Regions from separate parts of the Homo sapiens genome. Here regions 1 and 3 are each linked to region 2. The links are chromatin contacts, found by Hi-C in ENCODE. All regions are on one chromosome and are shown on one strand. Each heading gives the region's core, a stretch centred on a gene start or an enhancer-like site at or near the end of the contact. The rest is flanking DNA. Distances are from core to core; before and after follow the strand shown. Region 1 holds the start of RBM28 (RNA binding motif protein 28). Region 2 holds the start of SLC35B4 (solute carrier family 35 member B4). Region 3 holds the start of AHCYL2 (adenosylhomocysteinase like 2).

Region 1 (3,667 bases), core at 93-2,592, 6.0 Mb before region 2:
CAGCTACTTGGGAGGCTGAGGCAGGAGAATGGGTTGAACCAGGAGGCAGAGGTTGCAGTGAGCGGAGATCGTGGCACTGCACTCCCGCCTGGGCGACAGAGCAAGACGCAGTCTTTAAAAAAAAAAAAAAATCTTACATGATCTGCTACTCTAGATCTCATCTCCTAATTCTCTTCCCTTTACTCACTTCAATCCAGTCACCCTGTCCTCCTTACTACTCCTCCAATATACCAAAAACACCTCTGTTTCAGTACCTTTGAGCTTGCTGTTTTCTCTTCCTGAATTGTTCTTCCTCCGGAGAGGCATGTGTTCACTCTCTCACCTCAGTCCGTCCTTCTCTGGCCACCCTATCTATATTGCCACTCTTCACCCCCTCTCCCCACTATACACATGCACATAGACTTCCTAACCCCTTTCCCTGGCTTATTTTTCTCCTTAGCATTTGACATCATTTTCACGGTTGGCTTGTTTATTGGCTCGTTTATTGGCTCTCTTCCCCACCTTGAAGACATAAAATCAAAGATTTTTTTGGTTTGGTGTTGTGCACTGCTGCATCCCCAGGACCTACAACACTTCCTGGCACACAGTAGGTATTAAGTATTTGCTGAATAAATGAATGAACAAGTGGATAGCATCCTGGCTAAGATGTCCAGGTCTGAGGATCAAATCGGGGGTCCACTACTTAACAGCCGTACAAACTTAAAGTTACTAAATTCCCCTAAATCCCGGATTCCTGTCTGTAAAATGACATTAAGACTCTCCATCCGGTAAGATTGCTGAGAAAATTAAATGAGATAACCTGTATCAAACTGATCACTGTACCTGCCAATCAGGTGACTCTCAATAAGTCTTACTGATGCTCTAGTTAACTATTTTCATTTTTAGCGCGCATAATCAACAGAAAGCGCTATAGAAACGTAAGGGAATGCTTTGCCCTTCATAAACTGACTCCTATGAACGCATCTAAAGCAGAATCAGTTTGGAAAAGAAACTCAGTTCCCTGTCCCTTCTCTTCGGGGAGGGTAAAGAATGATACGGCTCCCTGAAGTTTGGGAAGGTGCCCTCGATCGCAGGAAACCCCAGCCCTATCCTCGACCGCCCCGCCCCTACCTTTTTCAGTCACCACGAAGCACTGCTTCACCGGCCCCACCTGACTGAACAGTTCCTCCAGCTGCTCACTGCGGGCCGAGGGCGGGAGGCGGCCCACAAATAAGGTCAGGCCGGCCATGAGACCGGGAAACCCAAAGCGCGTGAGGACGCGAGCAAACTAGGCCGGCGCACGCGAGCCGAAACGCTGGCTTTGGTAGGACAACCAAGCTCACACGCCGAGAGATTCCGGAAGTGCTCGTTGCCCAAAAGAGACCGGAGGAAAACATGGTCGGGAGGGGGATAAAAGGTTCCGGAATGAAAAAATAATGGCGCCCCGGGGCGTAGCTTCTGGAGCGGGGCTCCGCCCCCTGCCCTAGCATCGCCCTCGCCACTTTTGTGTAAACTTGGCATCAATAATTTCTACCCTAGTGTTACAGCTTTTTTAGAATTTGCCTAGCAGGCTTTCTGGTTTTTGCCGGAAGGCCTCCAAAAAGTAATTTTTTTTCTTAATATACAAAATAAAAATAAATAATTTCTACCCTGTTTAAAAATCTCACCTCCAGATCCTCCCCAAAGTTAGCAGGACAGGCAGAAGAAGTCGTTTTTGCCCCGGGCGTAACTCAGGATCTGATATACTGTGGGTGTTTGATATTTTCTGAAGTGCCTCCACAAATTCCCAGATTACGTGCATAAAACACAACCGGAACACTAACACGTAGACATAGATATATCATATACATCATTCGGACGATTCTCATTTTCGGAGAACACCAGCTGTCTGTCACCTCAGCCTCACAAACAAATTGTAGCTACTAAAATACACATAGACACAGATAGTACACAATTATTATTTCAATAAATATATACTGAGCTCTAACTATGAGCCAAGCATTAGGGATAAAACTGGTGAGCAAAGAAATGACAGGGTCCCTGCCCTCATAGAGATTACAGTCTAATGGTGGAAACAGATTTTTTTTTTTGACAGGGCCTCACTTTATCAACCAGGCCGGAGTGCACTGGCACGATCTCGGCTTACTGCAGCCTCGACCTCCCAGGTTCAAGCAGTCCTCCTGCCTCAGCCTCCTGAGTAGCTGGAACTACAGGTGCACCACCACACCCGGCTAATTTTTGTATTTTTTGCAGAGACAGGGTTTCACCATGTTGCCCAGGCTGGTCTCAAACTCCTGAGCTCAATTAGCCCCCCTTAGCCTCCTAAAGTGCTAGGATTATAGGTGTGAACCACCACACCTGGCTGGGAAGACTATTAGTCCAAAAATTCTTACAAATAAATCACAGCACACACACTGCAGGACCACATCAAACACACTCAAAGCAAACATAACATCCAACTTATACACAGAGACCTAGAACCCATGTCCTCCTAGAAACAGAAGATCTTTGTCTCAAGTCAGCTCATCAGACAGACCCAAAGCTGAGAGCTCTTAATTGGCTAGGAAATCTGGGTGCTCCTGGTTCTGGAACACAGAGAGTGTTTGCCATGCCACTGGGCTCAGGACCTGAATAGGTGCAAGAGAGCTACACCTTGCAGAACAACTAGCTCAAAAAAAAGTACCCAAGGCCATTTTTTAAATAATTTTTTTTTTAGCAGACTCTTGCTCTGTCACCCAACTTGGGGTGCAGTGGCACCATCATGGCTCACTGCAGCCTTGATCTCCTGGGCTCAAGCAATACTGCCACCTCAGCCTCCTGAGAAGCTAGGACCACAAGTGTGTACCACCATGCCTGGCCAATTTATTTATTTTTTTGTACAGACAGTTCTCCCTGTGTTGCCCAGGCTAGTCTTGAACTCCTGGGATAAACCAATCCTCCCACTACGGCCTCCCAAAGTGTTGGGATTATAGGCGTGAGCCACTGAGCCCAGCCAAATCATTACTTTTAAATGATAGTAACATGGCAGATAGAAAACTCAAAAACTTTACAGTTTTAGTACCTTTTATAAGGCACTATGGTGAAAATTAAGTTTCATGATCTCCTCAAGCCCCATTCACTTTCAATACATTTTGGATGGCTAGACGACTGGTTGATAGTGATGGGAGTGGAGATTAGGGGGACGCTAAACATCACATTTATGGAGCTCTAGTTCGAAGTAAGTAATCTATGCTTAAAATAAAACTTCACGATTATTTTTTAAAAATACAACTCACGGCCAGGAGCGGCCGTGATCCCAGCACTTTGGGAGGCCGAGGTGGGTGGATCACCAGATCAAGGGTTCGAGACCAGCCTGGCCAACATGGTGAAACCCCGTCTCTACTAAAAATACAAAAAGTAGCCGGGCATGGTGGCACATGCCTGTAATCCCAGCTACTCGGGAGGCTGAGGCAGGAGAATCGCTTGAACTCAGGAGGCAGAGGTTGCAGTGAGCCGAGATTGCACCACTGCACTCCAGCCTGGGCAACAAAGGAAGACTCCATCTCAAAAAAATATATAACTCACTTTGGGAGATCAAGATGGGTAGATCACTGGAACTCAGGAGTTCGAGACTTCTGAAAATAAAATACAAGTTTATTTTTCTTTTTTTCTGAGCAGAGTCTCGCTCTGTCACCCAGGCTGGAATGCA
Region 2 (3,661 bases), core at 802-3,301:
TTTAAAAGTGTATCAGATTTACAGTTGGATACAATTTTTTTTTCATTTTTTATCCCTCATCACCTATTCCCAAGTCAAATAACAGATCTTTATCAACACTTTCTGTACAATAAAATGTCAAGCTCCGTAACAGCAAAACTTAACCCCACACAGAGTTTACCTTAAGTAAACTGGTTGCTTTGGGATGATTTAATCAATGATATCAAATAAAATAAACTTCTAGTAGGCACCACATGAAGAACTGGATGACCAAAATCTATGGGCTGCTCAAGTTCAAAACTGGCAGGGAGGTTGAAAAAGGTATTGGACTAGGAGCTTAGATATCTTGGGTCCCATTTCTGGCTCTGCCACTTACAAGTAGTGAAGGGTCACCTAACTTCTTTGGACCATTTCCACTTCAGTAAAACAGTTTATAATTCTTGACCAATCTTCTGCACAGGATTGTTCGGATGATCAACAGAGATACAAGTTGAGTATCTCTCATCTGAAAATCTGAACTCTGAAATGCTCTAAAAAATATGAAACTTTTTGAGCACTGATATGATGCCACAAGTGAAAATTCCACACCTGACACCTTTGCTTTCTGATAGTTCAACGTATACAAACTTTAATTCATGTACAAATTATTAAAAATATTGTATACAATTACCTTCAAGCTAAGGTTATGTGTATAAGGTGTATAAGAAACACAAATGAGTTTGTGTTTAGATTTGGGTACCATCCGTAAAATATCTCATTATGTATATGCAAATACTCCCAAATCCAAAAAAAAAACAAAAAACAAAAAACACCAAATAACACCCGTTCCCAAGCATTTCAAATGAAGGATACTCAACTTGTAATGTATAGATTCAGAAACACGAGCTAGAGAACACTATAGGTATTGTTTTACTGCCAGGAAAAGGAGCCCAAGAGAGGCTAAGTGACTTGAAGGGCTACACAGCCAGTGGACGACGGAGCCAAGAGTGAAATTCACAACCCAGCTTTTTAGTCCTGGAGGCTTTTCCACACCACCTGTTGTCTCTTCTGTTATAGCTTCTATCCACTGAACTTTGCACATTCAAAGTGACCTCAAAGAGCCCTCTCAGGTCACTTGGACCAATCTTCTACTTGCTTTTTTTTTTGTCTTTTTGCAAGCCACCTCAAAGAGCACTCTCGGGTCACGTGGACTGATCTTCTACATAAAAATCTGTTCTACCGCATCATTTATGTATGTTTGGGCAAAGTACTCATAACCATTTCCAAGGCCAATAAAGCAAATGCTTTGCAGGATGCCGTAATAAAAATAAAACTTTCTTTGCAGTATGTACAAAGTCAGACTGCTTTACAAGTCAAAAACCTTTGCTCAAGTCCAGCCTGTGCCATTTAACAGGATCGAAAAAAGAGCTAGAGTTGGATGGGAAGGAAGAGAGAGTGGTTTGGTGAAGGAACCTTGGTTCTGACACTAGCTCTCTGCCGACCTTGGACTGGTCATGTGAAAAACTCTTCAGACTTCAATACCCCCCGAGTGTGGAAAAGGGGTGACGACAGCAACACCCTGAGTCTTCCCCTCGCAGGAATGCTTTGAAACTGTTAGGCGGGACTGCCGCCGGTGCGCAGTTTTGGGAAGCAGCGGACTCAGCGGGGTCCCAGGCTGCCCAGACAGGACGGATTGCTGGGGGGCTCAGGCCGTCCTGCCCCGGGCTCCGTGGGCGGCGGGGTGGGGACAGGGCGTGGGCGCGTCCCGGGGGGACCTCTCCTCTGGCTTCCTCCGCCCCGCCCCGGGAGACCGGGTGCGGCCCGAGCGGGTCACTCACCGGGCCAGGAGCTCTAGGAAGATCACGTTACTGCAGCAGCCTGCGAACACCAGGCCCACCGCCAAGGCCGGGCGCATGGCCGGTGCAGGGTTGGGGAAGCAAGCGCACAGAGTAAGCGCCCGCCTGTACCGCTACCCCAGGAAGCCGGCCTCCTGCCTCTTCGCTGCGCAGCACATCGCACCGTCCTGGAAAGCCGCTCTCACTGGGGGCCGCCGCGGTCTCCCCTTCTCCCGCGGCCAACACCGACGCTGCCAAGAAGCTGTAGTTCGCAGTCAGCTTCGGTCCCATTCATCCGAGGGGGCGTCCGAGCCCCGGCCAGACTACATGTCCCAGGATGCCGTGCACCTTTACCTCAGGATGCGACGTTCCCGCTTCCGCCAGGCAGCTCCGCCAGAGAGGACAGGGGGACGAGGTGCCCGGCATGACTCGCGCGATAGGCGGCCGCGGGTCTTGCTGGGAAATGAAGTCCCAAAGCGTCAGTGTTTCTTGCGAGACCGCCCAGAGCGCTGAAAGTAACTCGGCCGCCAGGGTCACAACAAACTTGCTGGCAGCGGCGGCACTAGAACTACAGAGCTGTGACTGCTCGTTGGAGGTGTTCTAGCATCTGAAACAACTCTGCTTCCTGAACTGATATATATATATGTATCTTTGGTGACTCTATTATGCTGCCAGGATTAAGAACCACTGAGAATTCAAGTAAAGCAATGGCTCTCAACCACGTCTGTACATTGGAATCACTTGGAGAGCTTTAAAGATGACTGATAGCCAAGTCCCACCCCCAGCGATTCTGATTTAATTAGGCTGAGGTGCAGCCTTAAAGGTGATCTATTGATATTATCCCTAATCCTAGCTCTTTAAGGTACTCCCTTCCTTTACCTCCGTGGTTCTCAAACTTAGCTGCGCAGTCAAATCACCTGGGGGCTTTGAAAACTGCCAACGTCCAGGCTCTTCTACTGGCAAAAATGCCAATATCAGCAATCAGATCTTTAATGGTGAAAAGAAGGCATACTTCCCTCTTCTTACAGTGGAATTCTCATAGCACTTACAATCTGAGCCATTCGACTTGACTCTTACTTACTCAATGAACAAATGTTTGTTAAGCACATATTACGTACATAAGCTAGTGCGGCACTATTCTTTATTTGTAAAATAGGTATGCACACTTTATCCACCCAGCAAGACTAGTTTTTAAGGGAAACGTGTTTACACTTCCTTTCTGCTTCCCAGTGTCTACTATAAAAGGTTAGCATCACTGCTCAGTATTTTACCACATCAAATATTTCCGTTGTAATTGAATCCAACAGCAATAGCAAAGTACACGGTACAAAGCTAGGTAGGATTTTGGAATGCTATATTGTTTTTGCTATTTCCTGTGAGACACGAACATTCTGAAGTCTTTCTCGAGATCTACAAAATAGTTTGGAATGCTTTTTTCCCAGTCCGTGACTGGGAGATCACATTGGAATCATCTGAAGTACTCGTTATCGAGTGCAGATTATTGGGTCTCGCTTTAGACCTACCAAGTCAAAATCCTTGTGTATGGGTTCTAGAAACTTGTATTTTTAACAAGCACTCCACGTTCTAATTCTAATGCATTCTAGAATTTGAGAACTGCTGCCTTAAAAAGGTGAGTAGGAAGAAGAACTAACATAAATAGAAAGCCTACTACCTGTGAAATTCAGTATTTAATGAGCACCCGTCTTGAGTTTGCACAGTGCTGGCACATTAAACAATGAATTATATATACATATATACACGTATATATACCAGTTATATTCATATACACATATATACACACACACATATATATATATATATAACTGGTATATATACAGGTATATAATAGTACCAGTTCTACCTCAGAC
Region 3 (3,669 bases), core at 843-3,342, 5.1 Mb before region 2:
CTCCTGTTTCTCTGAGCATAGAGAGGAACCCCCCCCATAATCTGTCGCGAGTCAACTGCATTTTGTTTTTTTAAAGTATTCTTTTTTTTTTTTTTTTTTTTACGAGACGGAGTCTTGCTCCGTCGCCCAGGCTGGAGTGCAGTGGGGCGATCTCTGCTCACTGCAAGCTCTGCCTCCTGGGTTCACGCCATTCTCCTGCCTCAGCCTCCCGAGTAGCTGGGACTACAGGCGCCCGCCACCACGCCCGGCTTATTTTTGTATTTTTAGTAGAGACGGGGTTTCACCGTGTTAGTCAGGATGGTCTCGATCTCCTCACCTCGTGATCTGCCTGCCTCGGCCTCCCAAAGTGCTGGGATTACAGGCTTTTTAAAGTATTCTTTACATAAAATCTTATGGCATGTGCAATTTTGTCTCTTGCTTCTTAGCTTAATGTTTTTATCATAAGCATTTATTCTGAAAGCCAGAATGCCTTGATCTTCTTTCCTGTGCTATTACGATTTTGGAAATCTTCACTTCGTGAAGTTGTCCTGCCTTGGAGTCTCTCATTTCCTGATCGCCAAATTTGTGCCTCACACTATGTATCGGAAGGCGTCTGAGCACTGCCATTTCCACAGAGCTCACAAGTGTACCAGACACAAGAGTTTCTTAGCTTCCTCTTCACATTTTGGCTTTCAGAGTAAAGAATGAAAAAGGGAAAACCTTGTTGTTAAAAAGTATTGGCAAACAATTTTCTTTCTTTCTTCCTTTTTTTCTGGGACGGCATCTCACTCCGTTGTCCAGGCTGGAGTGCCGTGGCATGATCTTGGCTCACTGCAGCCTCTGCCTCCCAGGTTCAAGCGATCCTCCTGCCTCAGCCTCCCAAGTAGCTGGGATTTCAGGTGCCCGCCACCACGCCTGGCTAATTTTTGTATTTTTAGTAGAGATGGGGTTTCACCATGTTGGCCAGGCTGGTCTTGAAGTCCTGATCTCAAGTGATCTGCCGGCCTTGGCCTCCCAAAGTGCTGGGATTACAGACGTCAACCACTATGCCCAGCTGGCAAACGATTTTCAAAGGCTGTAACAATTGCTCTATTTGTTGGACATTAGTTTTAGACAGTTTTTTGTTATTAAAAAGGACGCTGCGGTGCATGTCTTTTTGCTTACATCCTCTAAATGTAAAATTTAAAAATAATACAGAAAAGTACAAAGTAAAAATCACCTTAAATCCCATCACTTAGGAAATTAACTACTCATATTCACTATTCATATCCCTCTATGCTGATATATGTATCTGAATTTCAGATGATTGCCCTATTAGAATTATAGGTGAAAAGATTTGGCCTCGTTTAAGGCAACGTGTAATTCCTCAGCCTTGAATTTTGATCTAGTGATACCTAACTTCTTTGAGGAATGATCTTAGCTTCCAAACCCAGAATGTGACAGAAAGCGCCACAGCAAGCAAGGTCCTACTTTATCCCTTCTAAAAACAAAGCCACTGAAGTTTGGAAGGGTGTTGAGTTCTCAATATCACAAAGAAAAATAAAGCCACTTCCAGCCTGGAGCCGCCGCTTCTCCTTTAAATACTCGCTCACGTGATCGCAGACGGGCACGCGCGGAGGAACTTCACGCTGTCAGGACAACGAGCCATTCCTCTACCACTTCCCCTCCCCTAAGGCTTCTTGGCGTTCCCTCCCCGGAAGTCACAACTCCTCTGGAGACTTTCTCTTCCTCATCCCCTCCGTCGAGTCACCTATCCTCACTCCTTTCTGTTAGCTGCCGGCCCTAGCGCTCCCTCTCCTCGGCTGAATCTCACTTAGTGGAGGAAAGGCTGAAAGGACTACAACTCCCAGGGGACGCTGCGGGCCCCGCCCATGGGGCGCGCAGTGTAGGTCGGGGCCTGAGGTCCCACGGTCTTCTCGCCGCGTGCGGCCGGGAGCAAACGCACTACAGGTTCCGTGGCGCCTCGCGCGAGGCCAGACCGGGACGGGGCGGGGCGGGGCTGGAGGGGCCGGGACTGGCGGGCGGAGAAAGGGGGTGGGAGAGGAGGCGATGGAGGGGAGGAGTGGGGACATGGGGGAGGGAAGAGGAAGGGAGGTGGGAGGCGGGGCCGACCAAGAGCAGGAGCTGGAGTCTGAGCCGGTGGTTGCAGCGGAGGCGGTGATGTCGGTGCAGGTTGTGTCAGCCGCGGCTGCCGCCAAGGTGCCTGAGGTGGAGCTGAAGGACCTGAGCCCCTCCGAGGCGGAGTCGCAACTAGGACTGAGCACGGCCGCCGTGGGCGCCATGGCCCCCCCGGCGGGCGGTGGAGACCCTGAGGCTCCAGCTCCCGCCGCGGAGCGGCCCCCGGTCCCCGGCCCGGGCTCGGGGCCCGCCGCCGCTCTCAGCCCCGCCGCCGGGAAGGTGCCTCAGGCGTCGGCCATGAAGCGGAGCGACCCACATCACCAGCACCAGCGGCACCGCGACGGCGGCGAGGCCCTGGTCAGCCCCGACGGCACCGTCACCGAGGCGCCGCGCACAGTCAAGAAGGTACTGGGGCCGGGCTGCCTCTCTAGGAGAGGAAGGGAGGGGAGGGGAACTGCAGATCCTCTCGGCACGGCGGCACCACCCTCCACGCCCTCCTTTCTGATCGCAGGACCGGAGATACCCCTTGTCCCCTTAAACCCACTCTCTCAGAGATGCCCCCCAGCCGGCCCCTCGTGCTGGGAGCGGAGACTCCAGGAGGCACGGCCGTACTTCGCTCTGAATAACATGGAGGTAGCGCTCTCCCCTACTACTTGGAATAGGCAGCGGGAGGAGAGACACCTAATAGTACGTCCCGCGGCCCCAACACGCTCCCGGGTGTGATTTTCCAGCCTATCGGGGAAGAGACCTCGATAGTATAGAAAAACCTTACCGCTCACGGGAGTTCACACAGCAATAAGGATGAAAAGATCTTTAATACTTGGAGAACGAGTAAGGTGTAGTCACCTTGCATAGAAATCGTCAGAGTTGTCTGGTTTCCATACAGTTGATGACTTTCTGCCTTTCTGTGGCCAACCGTGGCCATACAGCAACACGATGCTGTGCCCTTCATTTCCAGCGACTGCGATATTCTCTCTTCCCTGAATATGTAAAAGGGTAATGGAGAGATTCTCCTCACTCTTTCGTGTTAAGAGCTTTGTCCTCCCTGCTGGGTATAGTTGGTCACCAGGATTATTAGGCTGTGTATGAAGAGAATGAATGTCTTATTGATTGCTTTATTATAATCTGAAAGTGATAGGAAGAAATGCTGCTACTTTTGGGAAAGACGATCTTTGTGGGGTTTTCGGTCTTAGGCGTCAGCTTCTTTCAGACAGTTTTGAGGAGGTCTCAGAATACCAAGAAGTAACTGCCTAGGTGGATGATAGCCCTGTATTACCCGTACATTGTCTATCCATAGTTGTCTGTCTCTCTCAAAGCTTGTCTTTCTTTCTCTCTTAAAGCTGAATCAGCACAGAAAAACAGGGCAAGTATTGGAAAAGACAGAAGTGTGGATCATATAAAAAGGGCTTACAGCTTCAATTTCGTAGACACAGTATGGGCACAGGGATTAATGTTTTTTTTAAATTGTTGTGAATGGTTTTTAATTGCTTTATCAGAACAGCAACAAAGAGACGGGAAGTGTGCATTGGTTTTACTGTGTGGGACCAGCTGAATTGGAACCTTGGATCCACC

The links. A loop is a pair of places that touch in the nucleus more often than their neighbours do. Pooled maps may share reads with other maps.
Region 1: a map of CD8-positive, alpha-beta T cell shows a loop between it and region 2 (7-fold over the local background). The contact joins the promoter of RBM28 here to the promoter of SLC35B4 in region 2. A Hi-C loop is called at or near these places in 1 of 168 maps with a recorded cell type or tissue (CD8-positive, alpha-beta T cell), 1 of 37 single-sample maps with no recorded cell type and 6 of 50 pooled maps.
Region 3: a map of CD4-positive, alpha-beta memory T cell shows a loop between it and region 2 (18-fold over the local background). The contact joins the promoter of AHCYL2 here to the promoter of SLC35B4 in region 2. A Hi-C loop is called at or near these places in 2 of 168 maps with a recorded cell type or tissue (CD4-positive, alpha-beta memory T cell and naive thymus-derived CD4-positive, alpha-beta T cell) and 4 of 50 pooled maps.

Annotation. Positions count from the first base shown.
Region 1 is chr7:128,342,566-128,346,232 of GRCh38, forward strand. RBM28 (RNA binding motif protein 28) reads right to left here and starts at 1,343. Exons shown (of 19, transcript NM_018077.3): 1 at 1,111-1,343. The coding sequence starts at 1,228. It also overlaps the pseudogene RNU7-27P. RefSeq lists an enhancer at 1,284-1,483.
Region 2 is chr7:134,314,879-134,318,539 of GRCh38, forward strand. It overlaps SLC35B4 (solute carrier family 35 member B4), which reads right to left and starts at 2,052. Exons shown (of 10, transcript NM_032826.5): 1 at 1,797-2,052. The coding sequence starts at 1,873. RefSeq lists a silencer at 1,593-1,762 and an enhancer at 1,843-2,572.
Region 3 is chr7:129,222,938-129,226,606 of GRCh38, forward strand. AHCYL2 (adenosylhomocysteinase like 2) reads left to right here and starts at 2,093. Exons shown (of 17, transcript NM_015328.4): 1 at 2,093-2,502. The coding sequence starts at 2,140. RefSeq lists an enhancer at 1,597-1,706 and silencers at 1,987-2,056, 2,177-2,426.